Linked DNA regions of Mus musculus: all the other regions are linked to region 2. Evidence: chromatin loops called from intact Hi-C (ENCODE). Cell type or tissue: heart. All regions are shown on one strand.

The links. Hi-C counts contacts between places; a loop is a spot of excess contacts. Peaks named below come from ENCODE experiments on the same cell type or tissue, not always from the same donor. Only the 100,000 strongest peaks of a DNase experiment are listed, where the experiment ranks them.
Region 1: a loop joins it to region 2, with 10 times the contacts of the local background. A loop is called at or near these places in 24 of 42 quality-filtered maps.
Region 3: it touches region 2 in a loop (2.9-fold over the local background); 15 of 42 quality-filtered maps call a loop at or near these places.
Region 4: a loop joins it to region 2, with 2.5 times the contacts of the local background. A loop is called at or near these places in 16 of 42 quality-filtered maps.

The regions. Positions count from the first base shown.
Region 1 is chr15:58,408,553-58,413,552 of GRCm38, reverse strand. It overlaps a transcript of Fam91a1 not described here. Among named protein-coding and RNA genes, the nearest start is that of Fam91a1, 4.4 kb to the left of the region's middle. In heart, a CTCF peak has its summit at 2,899; a DNase peak (open chromatin) is centred at 2,932.
Region 2 is chr15:58,165,855-58,170,854 of GRCm38, reverse strand. It overlaps Gm36112 (a long non-coding RNA gene), which reads right to left and starts at 4,727. Exons shown (of 3, transcript XR_003951636.1): 1 at 4,400-4,727; 2 at 2,775-2,868. In heart, a CTCF peak has its summit at 2,362; DNase peaks (open chromatin) are centred at 2,224 and 4,544; H3K27ac peaks cover 275 bases.
Region 3 is chr15:58,341,968-58,346,967 of GRCm38, reverse strand. It overlaps Anxa13 (annexin A13), which reads left to right. Exons shown (of 8, transcript NM_027211.2): 7 at 1,933-2,043; 8 at 4,975-5,000. Among named protein-coding and RNA genes, the nearest start is that of Klhl38, 20 kb to the right of the region's middle. In heart, no CTCF peak of the experiment used is centred here; DNase peaks (open chromatin) are centred at 2,287, 2,887 and 3,527; H3K4me3 peaks cover 211 bases; H3K27ac peaks cover 3,171 bases.
Region 4 is chr15:58,349,976-58,354,975 of GRCm38, reverse strand. It overlaps Anxa13 (annexin A13), which reads left to right. Exons shown (of 8, transcript NM_027211.2): 4 at 2,114-2,284. Among named protein-coding and RNA genes, the nearest start is that of Klhl38, 28 kb to the right of the region's middle. In heart, no CTCF peak of the experiment used is centred here; no DNase peak of the experiment used is centred here; H3K27ac peaks cover 331 bases.

The DNA.
Region 1 (5,000 bases), 240 kb before region 2:
TACCAAATGGATTCCCTGGGCAGCGCTGGTGACCTCCTTGAGACATTTTGGAAAACAATAAATCCCATTCTTTTACATTCCTGACTCAGGTCTCTGCCTTTCACATTCTAGAGAAATCAGAAACTACAAGGTTGTGGCAGGGCCCCACCCAAAGACACCTTCTGAGTAAACAATAGCTTCAGACATGCAAATGCCATGTGCCGCCTTCTCTGCCAACTATACTGGGTCAGATTAGAGAAAATTACCCAGCTGGTTTGAGCAACCTGAGCTTGTTCTTAAAATGTAATGATGATATCATGTAGCCCAGGCTGGCCTTGAACTCACTATGTAGCTGAGGACACTGCTGACTTTCTGATCCTCCTGACTTTATCGCCCCAGTATTAGGATTACAGGCAAGTGACACTGTCCCTGGCTTGGTGATCTACTCTTCAGAAAAACTATCAAACTATTCATCCCCAAAGTGTCAACAGAGATAATGAGAAGCAGCAACTTTTAACTAAGGAGCTGTTGGATAGTTCCACTCACAGAGCCCAGATTAGCATGCCCTATGAGGAGAAGAATTACCGCTCACAATGATTCCCATGGCTAGAACCTAGAAGTGCTTCCTTCAGGGCAGTGTGATTAAGATACCCTGGAGATAGGGACATTATCTAGGGCTATCTAAATGGCATAGGGTAATCATACGGTCCTTAACCAGGGAAACAGGGATGACGATGGAAACTGACGTCAGTGGTTTGGGATCACAGCCAAGGCTGTGGAAAGCTCCTAGGAGCTGAAAAGGGAAATGGATTCCTCCCTAAACCTCAAGAAACACTCCTGCCAAGACATTTGAATTTCTGATTTCCTTGACTGTGAGATAATAAATTCTTAATATTGAGCTTTTAACATGGTGATTTGTCACAAGAGCAATAAGATATTACTATACTATCCCGAAAAAAATATCCCCATACCCAAACAAGTGGTGTATAAATTTATATAATCACGTTCTTCCAGTTCCAAATGCAAATACCCTTTCGGGGAATAATCCTTTCTCAGCATTAGGAACATGTTATGTTAGGAACAAATACGTTATCCTTTTCAGAGAGTAATTTGAAAGAAAAAGAAATGCTCAGAGATTGAAATGCTCAGACATTAAATGGGGACAGAAAATAGTTTCTCAAACAGAGAGAAGGAAATTGCATTTTGAGCTTCACACTTTTTCTGGGCCTGTCCTTGGCCATGGGTTTAATTCAGACAGGCTCATCCCTGTTCTAAGGACTAGTTCATCACCCCACACATTTGGATTCGGTTGATCATACCTCTAAGCTTTTGTCCTGGCTAATTTCTCTGCTGCCTTCCCCATACTTGGAGCAGGAGATTCTGTGTCCCTTACAAATTGCCGTAGTTTATGTTCTTCCTTGCAAGGAATCACTGGCTAGCCATTTGGTGTCTGTGTGTCGTCTGTCTCACTCTAGAGGGAAGGACTTTGTTTCATTCCGAAGTCTCTCTTCAGTACCTTGAGTTAGGCTTCCAGCATAAGTGCTTAATATTACATGTATTGACTGAATGAAGCTATGTCACAGACGAGCCTTGCCTGACATCTTGTTCAGAATTATAACACATCTCCAGCCCCCTGCCACCCAACACACTGCATTATTTTTCTCCGTAGAGGGGGACAGGAACATATTGCCATCTAATGCGGTCAGTAAGGGATTTTACTGTTTTAAAACATCCTATTTAGTTAGAGCAGAAGCTTCCCAAAGTCGGGGACTCTAGTCTGCTTGCTGTTCAAGCTTACATTAGCTCAGGCACTCAGTAAACACTTGGGTGGATGAAAACACAGAGCAGTATTCTCATGAAAATCCAGAGGACTCTCTTGAAACTTTGGAAAGCCCTCAGCATCTCCCATATCAGCCCGTGGAGCTGGGCTAGCACACATGGGCCAGAGACCCCAGCCCACTTCCTTCTACCCTCTGCTATGGTGGCTGCTCATGGTGGAAATCATCAACACCCTATGCTGAAGTGGAGAAATGCTTCAACCTCTGTCTTTGTCAAAGGAACAGAAAACATCATCTAGACAGATCACCCCAGCCGCCATCCTCCCTGTGTAGGCTCTTCAGAAATAGTAACGCAGTTGCAACTCCTTTTACTTGTCTTACCATTTACTGGGATTTGGGGTACAAAATGCTCATCTCTATTCCTCTTCCTGGAAAATTTTGCATACTGGCACTGAATGGAATTATTTTTAATTATTTCTTTATTTTATGTGAGTACATTATTACTTTCTTCAGACACAACAGAAGAGGACATCAGATCCCATGATAGATGGTTGTGAGCCACCATGTGGTTGAACTTGGGACCTCTGGAAGAACAGTCAGTGTTCTTTACTGCTGAGCCATCTCTCCAGCCCCCTGAGTGAAATTCTAAAGAAACCAAATAGACATTGGAGAGGGTGGAAAGAGCAGAGTAATATGGGGTGTTCCTTTTGCACTATGGAGTTTCTGTGAATAGTGGGCACATTGTGATTCACATTTGTAATCCCAGCACTCGGGTTGAGTCAGAGGATTGCTGAAAACTCTAGGCCAGCTTGAGCTACATAATGAGTTCAAGGCGAGGCTACGCTAACGAGGAGACCCTGTCTCAAAAAGAAAAAGCAAAGTAGTTTCTGGGCTGTTTCCTTTGCAAATGGCAAGCTAGTGAAGAGATAAAGCTTATTTTTACAGAGAAGCAGATAGGTGCTCTGCCATACAGCCTTCTAAAAACTCCAATACTCCATATCTATGTGTAAATATAGAATACTCTATGTCTATCTTCTGAAGTCTGTTTGTGTTCCAGTCACCATGTCTAATGTGGAAAGGAAGATTCCAAGTGTCAACCCAAAAGGCCTCCACCCCAAAGCTGGACAATTGTAGTACTGAAGGTGGCCACCAGGGGCTGATCTCATACAACATTTAAAACCTCTAGTGTCTACTGCCATTGTCTCTTATCTAACTCATTCTCATGGGCCTGTCAGTCTTTGAAACTCCTATTCAAATTCGTCTTCAGTGGTCAACAACACCAAATACTGTTGATTGTGCTTTCTAAAGCATGTCACTTGGGTTCACTGGGCAGTGATCCAGCTGAAGTCAGTCCCATCTCAAGGACCCCATTCACACCTTTAAGTAGCTCCCGGTCCACAGAACCACAGGACAGGACAGTCAGCTGTAAAGCTCAAGCTATTATTAATTGAACATTACATTTCACAGTATCTACGACGAAGAGCAAAGTCTGTCTGAAGATGAATCAATGCTCGGAAGTTTTTGCCTGTTTGTTTTAGTCTTCTTTTGGTTCTGTGTTCCAGGGTTGGCTTTGAACTTATAGCAATCCTCCTGCCTCAGTCTTTCAAGTGCTGAAGTTGTGGGTGTAAGCCACTGTGCCGGTAGGCTTGGAAAAATGGAGACAGAAGAGACAAAATGTTGAAAGCCATGACCAAGAGGTCTCTCTGGAAAGTTCCTCTAATTTGTCCCCATTTCTCCAGCAAACTAGCTAATTTAAATATGTAGAGAATATTGAGGGAAAGAGACACAGAATTTTAAAGTGTGGGTACTATTTTTAAATGGAGACATCGTCCTGGTAACACTAGAAGCACTTGAGAAGTTTGTTTTGTTTTGCTTTGCTTTGTTTTTAAATACCAGTGCCCAGATCTCACATCATATCAATCCGACTTCACACCAGAGGGAATATGTCAGAATCTCTGGAGTGGGAAACCAGGTGCTGCCTGCTTATAAAGTATCGCCAGGAACTCTGATGTGCAGGAAGGGCTGACAACTACTTAGAAAATTCTTTAAGCCTCGGTACTCAATAAGCATTCGTTACGTGGATTTCTAAAATGAGAATGGACAAGGATTAATAATATCTAATTCTAATTCTCTAAGCCAATGATTCTGTTGATCAGATACAATAATCAAATCTATTATGTATAATATATAGTAATTGAAAGCATTATGCTTGGGCAAATACAATATTTCATTTGCATGTGCAAGACAGTCAACCCAGTCTGGGTCTCCTGGAATAAGAAATGAATAGCTTCAACACGCTCTGAAGACCAAGGAAATATTTTTTCCCATCCTTTGACAGCAATCAGGAGACTCATAAGTTAAAAAAGCACACACTTCTGAGCCACCGTGGAGACTACCTGAGTTTGTGTTTTACTTCTGAATTGGTCTGCTTTGGTCCTTCTAGCTTATTAGGATGCTCGGTCACAGCCCAGGACTTGGCTGGAATAGATCTTGTTGTTTCCTTCTACATTAAGTCATCCCCTGTTTACATTGTTACCAACAAGGAACTCTGCACCACTGAACAAGAAATACCAGATCATCCGCTAGTGCAAACTGTGATCAGAGATCAAGGTGTGGGAGAGCGGGATGCTCCTATAACCTCTCCAAATGAGATCTGAGGGACAGATAGGGAACGATACTGGCTATGGCTACTGCTGATTCTGGGAAAATGTCAGTGGCTGTGGAAATAGTTCCTCCTCAGTTCACAGAAATGTAAAATTGTCTTTCCTGTAGGTTTAACAAATGACTACGTCTTTTTTTGTTTTGTTTTGTTTTGTTTTTTGTTTTTTGAGACAGGGTTTCTCTGTGTAACCCTGGCTGTCCTGGAACTCACTTTCTAGACCAGGCTGGCCTTGAACTCAGAAATCCGCCTGCCTCTGCCTCCCAAGTGCTGGGATTAAAGGAGTGTGCCACCACACCCAGCATGACTACGTCTTTTAAGAAACTATAAACTCATAGTATACACTTATTTTTTATTCTTTTCTTTTACTTCATTTTTTTTAATATGGCAAATCTTTTGAATCATACCCCTAGTAAAACTGTGCTCAGGGAGGCAAAAAAAAAAAAATCAATTAAAATTAATTTAAAACTCCAGAGATACCTATATTTCCTTGAGAAAATACAAGCTATTATAAAGAAATCCAAGGTTCAACATTGGAACATGAAATAGAGTTTTAGAGTCTCAGCCAACGACTCATGTTGAAA
Region 2 (5,000 bases):
TGATCTAGTTGGGAGCCAATACTTAAAAAGAAAATCATCTTTTCACATTTGTAGTCCAAACTGAGACCTCCCAGCAAGCTGCTCCCAATTGGCTCATCATGACGTGTCTGCTGAATGTGTGGGACTAAGTCCATCAAGTCAATCAGCCAATCAATCAATCAATCAATAAGTAAGTAAGTCATGTTACATAGCTCTGAGATGGAGAGGCCAGAGAGGAGCACTACGGCAGGAGAATTGTAAGTTTGAGGCCAACCTGGCAAGATCCTATCTCAGAGAAAACAAACTCGGTCATCCTAGCTCTCAGGCAGCTGAAGCAGGAAAGTGACAGCAACTTCAAATCTAGCCTGGGCTACATATGAGACCTGATATCAAAAAATTAACCAAGAAACAAAGAGATGGCAGATCATATTTGAGAGCCCCACATACTAGGGTAAAACTACGGAGATGTAAAGCAATATTTACAGTAATCCACAGTCTAATGGGAAGAAATAAAATATCACATTTTTTTCTCCTATTCAGAAGCTAGGTTGAACAGTGAGTGTGTGTGTGCACACGTGCGTGCGTGTGCATGTGTGCATGTGTGCGTGTGCGTGTGTGTGTGTGCATGCATGTGCATATGTGTTGAAAGTATATGGGGAACTATGGAGGAAAGGGGGTGACTAAAAGAGAAAAGGAGGGAGCTGGAGAAATGACTCAGCGGTTAAGAGCACTGACTGCTCTTCCAGGGGTCCTGAGTTCAATTCCCAGCAACCACATGGCAGCTCACAACCATCTGTAATGAGATCCGATGCCTCTTCTGGTGTGTCCGAATACTGCTACAGTATATATAAAATAAATAAATAAATAAATAAAAATTTCTAAATAAATAAATAAATAGAGAAGGAGAGATGAGGACAGATAGCAGAGGATAACAAGGGGACTTCTCTGAGGAGAAGGGGAGAGGCAATTGGGGGAAGGGATTAGTAAGAGTGAGGCTGGGAGGAGGGAGAGGGGCTGTGACCAGGATGTTAAGTGAATTTTTTTTAATTATTGAAAAGAATGATAATGGAGGGTAAATAAGACCATATAAATAGTTAATATATATAAAATGTCATAACGAAACCTACTATTCCTATGCTCACTAGAAAAAAATTAAAAAGAAAAATACTCTTCTGCAATCAGGTATACATGGTGTAGTGCAGCCACCCTGACATTTAACATGTTTACTGAGTCAGCTTTTCTGCACCCAGGTCCTCGTGCATGCACAGCATGGGGTGAAAGCAGCAAGTTCTCATAGGACTGTTGGTCACACTGAACAGAGGAAAGCTCCTTGCCAGGCGTGGTACACGCACCTCTAATCCCAGCAATGGGAAGGCAGAGGTCAGCTGGGTCTCTGTGAATTCAAGGACAATCGGTCTCCATAGTGACCTCCAAGAGAGCCAAGCTGCATAGAGAGACTATCTCCAGGGAGGAAAAACAAACAAACAAACCAACCAGAGAAGGGGAAGGAGGGGTGAGAGGGCAAGCAGGTGGGCACCTGAGACAGTAAACTGAGAAGTCCATCAATACTCAAGTTATTCGCCGATTTTGTATTGGGAGCTGAGGCACTGGCCTAGGCATGATAAATGCCTGATCTTCTAGATTCTGCTAACTGGGTTCTGGTTTTGTTTTGTTTTTTTAAGATTTATTTATTTACTTATTTATTATATATAAGCACACTGTAGCTGTCTTCAGACACACCAGAAGAGGGTGTCAGATCTCATTACAGATGGTTGTGAGCCACCATGTGGTTGCTGGGATTTGAACTCAGAACCTCTGGAAGAGCAGTCAGTGCTCTTAACCACTGAGCCATCTCTCCAGTCCCTGGGTTCTGTTTCATGTCACATTTTTTGAGAGGAGGAAGCTGAGGCCCTGGGGAACACGTAGAGCTCTCTCAGAGCACTCAGTAGCAGTGGGGTTCATTTAAACTGAGCCTATGAATGACCAGTATGCTGGGCCCTCCTGGGAATACAAAGACCCAAAGCAGGGACTGATAAAACATTGTCCTAAAATACCTCATGACTCAGTAATCTGGCTCTGACTTTAAAATTTTTAGATCAAACATCAGATTCTAGGGTCTGTAGCATGTACAAAGGGGCCTGCCCTGACACACTGAGTCTCCAGTCTTGCATCTGTTCCTCTTCTCAGATCACCGGCTGCCGCTTATCCAGGCTGCTGTTTGGAACTGGATGCCACACCCTTCAAAGGTGAATTTCCAGTCCTCGAAGCAAACATCGTGCTTGCTCATGATTTTATATAATCATCTCAGCCCCCAAAGAATGCTGGTTTATAGCTGCTGTCTTGTAGGCTGGATAGGAAAATGTGGACAACAGCCCCATCTGCCTGCGAAATAGAAGCAATCTCTAAAAAGCAGCCAACACTGTAGAGAAGCCATGCAAAACATACACTCGTAATAAATAATCAGACTCAGGCTACCCTGACTGGAACATGGCTGTGGCCTCATAAAGAGCATTGTCCCTAATTCGCAGTTTTATATTTAGTTGAATCGTTTCCCTATTTATAATATTCAGTAATTTTAATCAGTAAAATCTTGGTTCTGTTTTTCCTCCCTTTCTTCTCCCTTTTCCCCCCAACCCCCCCCCCCAGAGCCTTGCCAGTACTAGGCCATTGCTCTATCACTAGAATACTTGCCAAGATGTATTTTCCAACTTTTTCTATACTCGAGTTGAAACTATGTATTATAAGATTAGCAACTCACCAATGAAGTCGCCCGGATTATCACCATGCATACTTACTTCGCTGATCCCACATCATCTCATCTGCAAAGTCAGCCTTGCTGGTTACAGTGACATACATGCTCACGTGCCAGGGTGATTGGGACACTGCCTGCTGTAGATCCCCAGCGTTAATGACCTTAGCCAACTACATCGACTACATCCTCCATTGCCCCTCCCAGCTCTGCCCATACCTTTACCCAGTTTGTTAATCTCTCTTCCGACTATCCCATCAGAGTGCTGGCTTCCTTCCAGGACCTAGCGACCAGATTGTACCCTGACCTGCATTTCCAGCTTCAGTAGTCCCTAGGTCCCATATAAGCATGGGTCTTGCCAATCTCTTCAGCTACCAAACCTTTCTTGAGGAGTTGACATCCAAATCGCCCTGGCAAAGGACCCAGTATGAGGCGAAAGGCCCAGAATGCCCTCATCCTGCTATGCTCCAGACAGTCACCCTCGTTCAGGTCTTTGAATTTATCAAGTTCTTACCCTTAATCTCTGTGCCTTTATGGAGTCCCTTCTTCCTAGGCCCTTTCTCACTGCTAAATGTCACCTACTCAGAGATGACTTCCACCACTATATTGTGCAAAGTAAGATCTGGATGCACACACCATGGTTTAAATTTATTATTTTATCTTTTAATTCTTTTATAATGCCATTTAACTTATTATGTAACTATCTGAGTGTTTGTTTGTTTGTTTTTAATGTACTCTCTACTTGATTGCTAGTTCCTTAAGAAAAAGAAATGTGTCTCAACAGTCTTTGGGTGACTCTTACAAAGCATTTGTTACATGTGCTGTGTAGTTATGTCTTAGACTATTAGAAGCAACAGTTAGACTTTATTTTAGTGTGATCCGATTCCCATTGTTCATGAACTCCCAACCAGCTGTGACCCCGACTGTACTTCCATCATACTGCATGCAAAACGTTGAGTATAAACCATTTCAATAGAGATTTAGGAATGCTGAGCACCTGTCTCTTTCACAAGACAAAGATGAAAAACAGCATCCTTTGGTTGCTATGTGTAACTATTAACTGGAATTGTGATGTGTATTACGGACTAAGCACTACGATCAATTTACTTCAAAGCTCCCGTTCACTTCTCACAACAGCTCTATAGTCATAGATCATACTGTCCTTCTTTCCTTCTCCATTGCTGTGATAAACACCGTGACCAAAACTCAACTTGAGGAGGAAAGGGTTCATTTAAGCATATAACTTCCAGATCACAGCCCGACAGTGAGGGACCTCCGGCAGGAACCTAGAGATAGGGGCTGAAGCAGTAACCATGAGGGAATGCTGCTAACTGACTCGCTTCCCACGGCTTGCTCAGCTTGCTTTTTCTTGTGTAACCCGGGACTATCTGTCTAGGAGTGGCACCACCCACAGTGCCACATCAATTGTTAAGAAAATGCCCTACAGACCCACCCACAGGGCAGTCTGATGGAAGCGATTCCTCAGCTGAGGTCGTCTCTTCCCAGATGACCACGGTTTATGTCAAATGCTACCTAGGGCATCATACCATCTCTTGACGATTAATTTTGATTATCAGCTTGATAGCGAGGCACCTAGTAAAGCATAAAGCACACCCTCAGATCTGTCTGTTGGAGTCTCTCCAGAAACTATTAGCTCTTAAGGACACTGACCTGATGAAGGGATCCATCCTTTGGTGGAGTCATAGTAAAATGGCGTAATCAGGTTGTGATGAGAGGTGAGAGGCAAGGACTAGCTGGAAAAAAATAGGTCCCTGGGAGTATGTTCTTGGGAACATATCCTGCCCTGACCTCTTCCTGCCTCCCACTTCCTCTGCTTCCTGCCTACCATGACACGAACTACTCTTGACCTCTCTGCCATGGTGGACTGATACCCAGGAAACAGAGCTCAAATTTTCTTCTCTGAAACTGCTGCTGTCAAGTATTTTTTTTTTCTGAAAATTAATACATCAGCTAAGAACACAGATTTTAGAATCAGGATTTAAATGCACATGCAAACCCTTGCAAACTCTTCAACCTTAAGTTCCGTTTCTTCAGCTAGAAAATTAGTGAGTGGAATGGGTGTGGGGTGGGGGATGGGGAGAGGGTGGAAGAGCACCCTCTCAAAGGCTAAGGGGAGGGAAGATGGGGTGAAGAACTCTGGGGGGGGGATACTAGGAGGAGGGTCAACACTTGGAATGTAAATAAAATAATTTTTAAAAATCAGGGAAGGGAAGGGGAAGGGGAAGAGGAAGGGGAAGAGGAAGGGGAAGGG
Region 3 (5,000 bases), 180 kb before region 2:
ACCAATATATTAAGCAACAGTGAAGACAGAAAACAGACATATGATTAGGAGAAGGGACAAGCCAGGCTCTGGAGTTTGGAGCCGTGAAACACAGGAGCCAATTAGACTCACAGTTTCAATGGTAAAGTGCTTAGAAAAGACTCTGAGAGTCAACCTCACAAAGAAATGGCTTCATGGCTGTGTTTCCTAGATATCCCCAACCCTACTCCACTTACCTCATAAAGACATCACCTCACCCCTCAGATCTATAGGGGCTGAGGTCACATGATCACCACCATGAGCATTTCTTCAATGGAGCCCATGAACCATCTTGCCTCAAAAGCTTTTCCTGGACCTAGCCCAGGTTTACCACAAAGAAACCAGAAGTGGGACAGAGCCTGGATAGCCACCATTGCAAGCTCCCTGTGATGGTCTTATGCTTAGTAAAGTTTGCGAAGCCCCACTCCTTGAAGGCAAGAAGATCAGGGGATGGTGATAAGCCATAGCTGCCACAGTGTCCACTCAGCGTGAACAGATATCCCCTAGCTATCCTGGCCCAACCTTCTGAGGGATCCCTGCTACTTGCTACTGAAAGGGAGCTGGCCTTTGGACATCCATCAGTGCTGTGTGTCATAGGAAAACTTTGTGGAAGCCAGAAGGTCATACAGCCTGAGGACCACAATGAGTCTCAACTACACACTTGCTATGATAGCATGGGGTTTCCTACCCACCTCAAACCAGGAGTTTGGGGATAGAGAGATGACACACCTGACCCTCGACTGACAAATAGTGGCTGTATGGCCTGAAAAAAAAAAGGGGGAGACTGGCTCCTGACCTGGGTTCTGCTCCTCTTCCGTGCTCAGAAACATCAGCCACACAGACAGTGACCTTGGAAATGAAAGCCCTGCTCTGGTAGAGATGAAGGTTCCCGTCACACACTTAAGTTGAATTTATTACTATTGCTAACACTGAAAAACTGTTGTAATTCTAGCACTGTAACTCTTGTCTGAGGCAGGGGGATTGGTTGAGTTTGAGGCTAGCCTGGGCTATGGAATAAACCCCTATCTCAAATAAAACCCAAATTAAAAAAAGTAATATCAGTAGGCTTTCTAGGAAACAGTCAACAACCTAACAAGTAAATGGTTCATTCCTTTTCAGCATTTATAGAGTGAATGCCTATGAGCCTGGAAGAAGCGGCTGGGAGTGCTGACTTTCCTCAGTGTGGGGGAAACCCAGTTGTCTACCCAGTTGCCAGGTTGATGAGCACACACCAAACTTCGTCAGCTTGTAAACAGAGCAAAGACAGCAGGCAAAGGGAGGGCCAGAAAGTAGTTCATAGCAACAACACAGAGAAGGGATCTTTATCAGTAGGGTCAAGCATCTTTGTCCCATATACAAGATGAAGGATGCTGGGGACCTGCAGATGGTAATGCAGAAGGTATCCAAACAAATGTAGCAAGGAAAACAAAGGGTGTAGAGGTTGCAGAACACAAGAAAGCAGGGTGTGGTCCAGCTGAGCAAACCTCCATATGAGGTTCTATTATGGAAGACTACTGGCCAAGCAGTGTTCCCATGGAGCCCTGCTCTAGCCCTGGAGGTTCCACTGGGTAGCATCATCTATGCCCATGAGTGAGACTCCATACCTCTACAATATGACAATATGAGCGCAAGGAGGACCCACACTCCTCCCCCAGGCCTTGTAGAGAATACAGGCTATTCTCATTCTGCAGTGGTTTCAACTCAGCTCTGGTTGGAGAGGCATACTATACTGACCCAGAGAACCTTCTAGATCTCATTTCACAACAGTTAAAAAGTCAGATCCTTCCAAACCTCTGCCTGTCAAGTCCAGAAGTCCCACAAGTAGCTGGGACATGCTGTGCCTGTGCAGGTTCCCTGTGTTGTCCCACAAACTATGAGAACATTTCACATCCTCCTTTTCCCTCCCTCCTAGTGAGATGTGCCCAGGACCTTGAGGGCTATTTTGCTGACCTACTATACAAGGCCATGAAGGGTATGGGGACAGATGAGGAGACATTAATTCGCATCATTGTGACCAGAGCAGAGGTAAGAAACACTTGACTCTAAAAAAGGGGACTCCAACATCTTTTCCTCCCACTGATGTCATTGGTTACTGTTGTTGTCGTTGGACTATTTCTCAAAACCCCGTAAGACAAAGACAGCCCTTCCCTTCCCAGAATATGCAGACCACATTGGACTCTACTTCAGCCTTCTCCTTGTCTTTTATTAAGATACAATACTGAGAGCTGCTTCTATTCTTGTCATCGGTGGCTCCAGAGAGCTGGTGGCGCAGTAAAGAGGAACTGCTGGAGCTGTTCCGAGGTAGCACAGCTACACCCAGCTCTATTTTAAGGAAAACAATCCAGAGCCTTGGAAAGGGGTCACCCCGCAGCAAGCAGAGATAGGACACAAGTGACTTCCTCACTCTCTTTATCTAACGGAGCACACCTTACAAGGATGAGTTTTTTTCAGAATAACAAAACAAACAAACAAACAAAAAAAAATCAACCCCACCCCCCAACTAAAATTTCAACAAAACAGTTTCTTGGCTTCTTTTTTTCCAATCCAGACCCTCTCAAAGAGCTATTTTAGACACTTATTTTTTTTCAAATTACTATCTTTCCTCACCCAAACTTAACAGCACAGAGAATACTGAATATCTGCTTATGAGCTCCAATGCAAATACTAGTACTTCATATATAAAAAGACTGGGGCTTCTTTTGCTCCCTAAGGAGCAGTCTGCACCCCCTCTCAGAGAAGAATGTGAGTCTTGGAAAGAGAAGGGCCGGAGTAGGCAGAAACTTGGAAGCAGCCAGCAAGCAAGTGTCACAGAGAGCGCCTGGGGCTGTCAGGCCTTGGTGAGCAGAAGTGAGGTGAAGGGGAAGTGGCAGGCTTGTCCCCGCTGCTGTGGCAGAAGCCTTGGCGAAATGAAAGGAGTCAAGCAGCTGAAAACCACAGACATCTTTTTTAAAAAGTGTTCAGTGGAGAGGGAGCGGTACCAACCCAAATTCTGACCCATGCCTTTCGACAAGCGCTTAACAGCTGACGTTGTTCTTAAATATAGCTTCACAGCAGCAAGGCAGTTCTTTCGTTTTTTTATTTCTGTGCCTGGAATTTCTCCCCCTCCTCCATGCCCCCCTTATTCATGTGAGCAGCTTCTTTGCTATTCTGCTAGAGTTTGCTTTCTCTCCTCAGTTCTGAGTCTCTCTCCCTCCCTTCAGGTGCTCTGCCTTCTTTGTCTCTCCAGCTCTCAGCCACTCAGCCCCTGCTGAAGTTCCAGGGAACTCTTGAGAGCAGCAGAGTTCTATAGACCCTGTGAGAGATTGGGTCCCATCAGATGGGTTGTCAGCATTCCATGTTCAATTCCATCTCCAAACGGACCACATGTGAGTGTGGGTCATCTCCATATGTGGTCAGTCTCTCTGAACCGCTTTGGGCCCAGCACATATATGTTTAGGGGATCCTCTAATCTTCCACTTGGACTAGAAAAAAATGCCAGCTGCTCCATCCTGCCCCTCCCCCAGGGCTGGGCATCCAGCCAGCCAGAGGACGCCCAGCAGGGCAGCATCTGTCCTCCAGTAGTCTCTTGATGGAGAGCAGTATCCACAGCAAACAACTCCTTACTCCCTGACCCTCTCCTACCTTTCGCTCTTCTCTTTCTCAGTACAACCACACACAGGAGAAGGGGAGCCTGATGCTTCTCTATGGTTTCTAGGCCTGCTGTGCAAGGCAGAGCTCAAACCAAAACCAAAATCAAAACCAAACAGAAAACTAAACTTTGTTTCTCTATAAGACTTGTTTTGTCCAGTCTGGAAGGTTTTTTTTTGTTTTGTTTTGTTTTTGTTTTTTTTTTTTTTGTTTTTTTTTTTCTGGTGTAGCTCTCCTCTTTGCAGCTGAAAGAGGCTGAAGCAGGACAATGTTTTGTCTGTTTTCCTCCCCATGTCCCTTCTGCCCCGAGTTCTTAAGCTTTCTATGAATTAGACTCAGAAGAAGTCCTACAAATGGTGATCAGTTTGAAATGTGATAACTGGAACCATTATTCCTCCTGATGTGGTACAAGGAAGAAATCATTTCTTTTTAATATATATATAATTTAATGTGTGTGGGTGTTTTGCCTGTATATCAATCCATGCAACATGTATGCTTGATGCCCAGGAAGAGGGCATTGGATTCCTTGGGTGTCTATCTGGAACTGCAGATACAGTTATGAGCTGCCATGTGGGTGCTGAAAATCAAACTGGGTCTTCTGGAAGAGCAGTCAGTGTTCTTAATGGCTGAGCCAGCTCCCTGGCCCCCCGGCTCCCCAGCTCCCCAGCCCCCCATGCTTAATTTTAAACCTCTGGAAAATCATCTTACCTTCTACCAAACACTGTCAAACTATGATTTGGAAAACCACCTACCTGTTTGTATATAGCTCTGTGGCCCAGAATGACTCCTTTTCAAACACCTATAAGACATTCAAAAGAAAAATGTTTTGTAACAATGAAAATATATGCAGTTTAGGAGGCTCAGAGGTTAAGAGCCCTGGCTGTTCTTCCAAAGGACCCAGATTTAATTCTCAGCACCCACATGGCAGCTTACAAATCTCTGTAACTCCAGTTCCAGGGGATCTGACACCCTCACACACATGTGCAAGCAGTCAAAACACTAGTATACACAAAATAAAAATAAATAAGCCATTTTTTAAAACTTTAAAAAGTATGCAGTTTAAATTTTAGCTCCCATAAATAAAATTTGAATGGAATATGTGCATGAGTAAGTGTATACATACACACATAAAGAAACACATATTTTTAGGGAGCTAAAGTAGGCTTTCTTTTTCTTATCCTCCAAATGTAAATATAATGCCAGCCTAGCTCCTGATGGCTGTTTAAAGATATAATTAATGAGTATGGTGGCGTAGGAGAGTGTTTGCCATTTACAACGCACGTACCATGGATGCTGTCACCTACGTAGTTGTCGTCATCCTTCCCACAGGTGGACCTGCAGGGGATAAAGGCCAA
Region 4 (5,000 bases), 180 kb before region 2:
GACAGAATGACAAGGGTCACTTACTGTTTTTCTTGGGTTTCAAACCGAATAATTCCAGCACAAACCAGTAAATAGAAATTATGACAGATTATTTCAGTTTTACAGACAGGAAAGGCAGAGCACATATGGTCAAATATTTATATGTTAAAGTAATGTATTTAGTGGGCTTTTAAAGAACTATTTCTTTCACAATTTAACACATATATCTTGATTATAACCAACCTAACTTCTACTCCTGCTAAGTATCACACACACCTCCTCCTCCATATTGAAGTTTTGTTAAAAAGAAAAGAAAGGACATAAAACAGGACCCATGCCCAAGTCTACAGTAGCCAAGTCAACTTCTATTCCCAGAAGACCAGGGCCACAAGGGGCCTGTTTACTTATAAAACAAATGGTCAATGGCTGTGATGTTGCAGTGGTGAGTCTGTGTGTGCATCTCTTTGTCTGTGTGTGTGTTATGTATGTGTGTGTTATGCATGTGTGTGCTATGTATGTGTGTGCTATGTGTATGTGTGTTATATGTGTGTATGTGTGTTATGTATGTGTGTGTTATTTGTGTGTGCATGTTACATATATGTGCTATGTGTGTGCACATTGTGTGTGTGTGTTATGTGTGTGTGCACATGTGAGTGCACTTGTGTGCATGCTTATGTGTCATAATAACCAGGCAAAAAAGTGCGTCTCCGGTTTTCCTGCATAGGGTTGAACAGTGGAATTCTCATCTGTTTCTACATGCATAACTCCAACTGAGCATCCCCCAACTTATGTCTATTTCTAGCTCAACAAAATCGAAAAGTCAGACACAGATGTCTTAAACGCTTGTCCAGAACAAAAGTAAATATGGGCCTAGGGACTCTGCTGAAAAAGAGAGAACTTTCTAGCACAAAGCTCGGGAGACTTTCCTGTGCCAAGTGTTTGCTGATCTCCTGGGAGCTAAGACCAGGGTGCTAAAAGAAAAAGAAAAAAAAAAAAGAAAAGAAAAGAAAAGAAAAGAAAAAAGAAAACACCCTGAAAACCTAGAGGAGCTGAAATAAACATCCCAGAGCCCACATATGAACCGAGCTCGAGACTGGCCATACCAAGGCACCACAGGTAGTTGTTAGAGAAGCCAGGACAAGAGTCCAGGTTTCTTGACGCTGCTTCTTGGGCTCAGGAACACATAAAAACTCCAGATTTGCTTTCGTGGTCATAGATCAAAAGACTGAGAGGATTGACTGCATTTCTAAACAATACCTGAATTTTTTTCAATGACCTGAAAAAATTTTTTTTCAAATGTTTCCATGCACCCACCCATGCTGGATAGTTTTGAGAAAGGGATTTGATGTGAGATGAAGTGCCCTGAGCTTGAGAGACAAAGGCAGGAAGACATCACACGCCCTTTGACTCAGCAGATCCCCTTATGTAAAATCTTCTGCTTTCCCCCCTACCCTCTGTCCCAAACCCAGAGCTCAGAGATCTATCAGAGAAACAGTTGGCTGCTTTTTTCTCAGAAAATTCTTTTTAGGATGGAATAATAATATTCTTGCATATCATATATTACCATGAGTATTTTTTGAGCATTGAATGTGGGCACTATGCAGAGGTTTTCATGGATTCTCATTCCCTATGCAGCCCTATGACATAAATAAGTCTTGCTGTCCTCCCGTACAGAAACGCTGACCTTCCGTGGAAAGTGCCGAGCCTTTTCTAGCTGAATGTCTGGTGACAAATTCTTCATTTTCTGAGACTTACTAGGTGGAGATAACGCGATTCATCTGCCTGTCAGCGTTGCAGGGCTGTGATGAGCTTCAGCAGGAAAAAAAAAAAAAAAAAAAAAAAAAGCTCTCTGAACTCTAAACTGTTCTGTAAATGTTCTAGCTTTTTATATTCATGGGGGGGGGGGGGGCTCCATCCCTGAGCGAGATGCCTCTCAGCCAGACTTAGGGGTAGGGGAGAAACGAACAGGCAATTATGGTGACCACTGTCCTCAGAATCAATCGACTCCTGCTCAGACCATCCCTATGCATGTCTAGGGCAGGTATCCCGTCCCTGAAACTCACGTAGCGATGTAGGCAGACACCCACTCCTCTCCCCGAGACTCTCCCAGCCAACTGCTCTGTGCTTCCTGCAGGACTTAGAGGAGGTGCTTAACAGTGAACTGAGTGGAAACTTCAAGAAGACAGCTTTGGCCCTTCTGGATCGGCCCAATGAGTACGCCGCACGGCAGCTGCAGAAAGCTATGAAGGGCGTAGGCACCGACGAGGCCATGCTCATAGAGATCCTATGCACACGAAGCAACAAGGTTAGTCTAGCTTGAGCCCCTGGTCCCAGCTCCTGGGGGACAGGTTATTTATGCATCACACGTGGCTGAGCCCTGCCGGTGCATCAGACGTGGCTGAGCCGTGCCGGAGGAAGCTAATGCCCTACATGGTAACCACGAGTGGACAAGATTCTGGGCAGAAACGTACCTGCTAAGCTTATGCAGGAAGAACAACTCTTCGGAATCCTCTAGAGGTCTCTACGTTGCTGCCCCTGGCTTGGTGGAAGAGCTATGCCAATCCAGGTTTTGTTTTTCTAATGGATGCACTTGTCACACAGAAGGCAGAACTCTGTTGTATCTGCTCTCAGTCTGACTTCATAGGCCCTCTGCTGTGAAAATCAATAAGTAGCCAAGTATGTTTGCAGTCACTGCCTTGTACATGGCCGTTACCTAGCATAGAGCAGAATGTTTCAATAATGGCCCAGGTGTGTGGAACCAAGGATTCCAGTGAGCAGCCTCTGAGGGACTAGCATCTCCCTGGCAATTTTGTAACAGTAGTTTTTTGTTGATTTATTTGGGGGTGGGGGAGGTTGGAGCTTGGGGTTTTCAATGTTGCTGTTTGGCTTATTCTCTTTTTTTCTTTTTCCTTTTTCTGTTTCCTTTTCTTTTTTGAGACAGAGGCTCGTGTAACCAAGACTGGCTTTAAATTCATTGGGTAGCTAAGGATGACCTTGAACTCCTAATCCCCCTGCCTCCATCTCTGAGTATGAAGATTACAGGCATGCACCACCAAACTCAGTTTTATGTGGTACTAGAGATCAAGCTGAGGGCTTCTCCCAAGTTAGGCAAGCACTCTACCAACTGAGCCATACCCCCAACCCTGATCCTGCGTCAGCAGATCTCCCCAGGTATCCCTTGAGAGTACACTGCCCTTTTGGCAGTTGTTCCGGTGGGGGCATAGCCAACTTGTCTATGGTTCCCCAAGCCAGGAAAGTTGAGAGTAAAGTCCACAAATCATTTCTAGAGATCCCCAGCCTTCTCCACAACCACCAGAGTGGGAGGCACAGTCAAGAAAGTGCTAGAAATGCTCCACATTCTGAGGCTCCCAGGAGGAGGCCCTGCCTCCATGCTCCATGTAATGTTGTGACCCCCTAAAGCTGGCCACCGGCTTCCTCTGCTGGACTGAAACGTAGACTCAGTCAAGTCCCCACAGCACCACTAGGAACCAAGCCATGACAGCAATCTCTAGTCCTTTGAATCTCTGGGATTAATAAGGCTTTCCCATTTCTTTTTCCTTTTTCAGTGCTGGGTGTAGCATGTAGTTTTATCTACCCCACTTTATGATCCTGGGCAGGCCACGCTTCCAGCCACCCACTCAGGGAATCTTTGGATCCTCGGGTGAAAGATGCGTACGCACACACACACACATATTAGCCTATCTTTAAGATGCCTTATTGGCTCAGTGGCTGGGCACTTCTAAGCCTCCCGCAGCTAGAATGCCCTTCCCTTCGGTACTCCTGGATAAACACCTTCCAACTCTACCTTTAGCTTTGCTGTCCTGATATCTTCTGTGATGCCCATTGCTCTTTGCTACCCAGGATGCTTCCGGGTTGCCCTTCCGAGGACCATTTTCCCTTTCTCCCTACATCTTGGATGATCTCTCCTGCAGCTCTGAGTCTGTTCCATCTCTCTCCCCCAAGTATGGGGTCTCCTTCCAGTCCTCTCTGTGTCCTGCCCTGTGCCCAGCCATTGGCTGCTGGCATCTTTATCGATAGATCGAAAACCAGTTGGGGATAAGGACCTTCAGCAGATTCCCGACTAAATCAAGGCATCAGAACTACTCCCCTACAGCTGGGAATTGAACTCAAAGCCTACATCTACCAGGCAAATGCCCTACCAATGAGCTTAATGCCCAGCCTCTAAGCCTTCCATCTCCAGGAGATAGAGTAGAAGCTCAGAAGAGGAGTAGCACAAACCCCACCTGATGTCACTTCATATTCTTCATGCATGCCCACCCTTCCCAGAGATGCCAAGGTCCCTGCAATGGAGGATTCGATGTCAAGAGCAAGCAATACTTGCTTTTGCGACCCATTGCTTTCCTTATTCTTTTCTTAATCTTAGCAGGGCTCCTTTAAGATCTAAGCCACCAGCAAAGCTTTTCTTTCAAACAAATAGACTTGGTGGCTTAAAAAGAAAAATACACACAAAGTGAAGGTGGGGGGCCGGGTTCAGACAGATCCCAGGGGTAGGTGGAGAAAACAAAGGGGGGGGAGCTGCAAAAACAAAGGTGGTGAGCAGCTCCTACCACCTAGTTTGCCTTCCCTCCCCCATCACAGCCCACATCTGCCCACTTGGTGCCCTCCCCACACCTGGCCCTCTCTTTCTTTTTAACTCACTTAAGAGCAGGGGAAATGCCAGTTTTTAATCACTGCTGGCTCAAGCAAAAGTTGAGACGACTCAGAGGTGGGCGACTTGACACAGAGGGTGTAAAACAATTCCTGACAGGACACATTCTAGAGGGAGACTTGGCCTGCTGACCTAGAGAGTTGTTTACAGCACAGGCAAACTGGAAACCACCTAAGCAGCCACCCAGAGGAGCCTAGATAAATCAACTGTGGCTTACGAAGAATAGGATACTGTCTATCCCTTCCAAAAAACACATCCATGATCTGTCAGAGGATAGCTCGGGTCGCCAAGACAACATAGAGTTAAAAATAAGCCACAGAACAATAAGCACCATTTCCCACTGCCTAAAGGT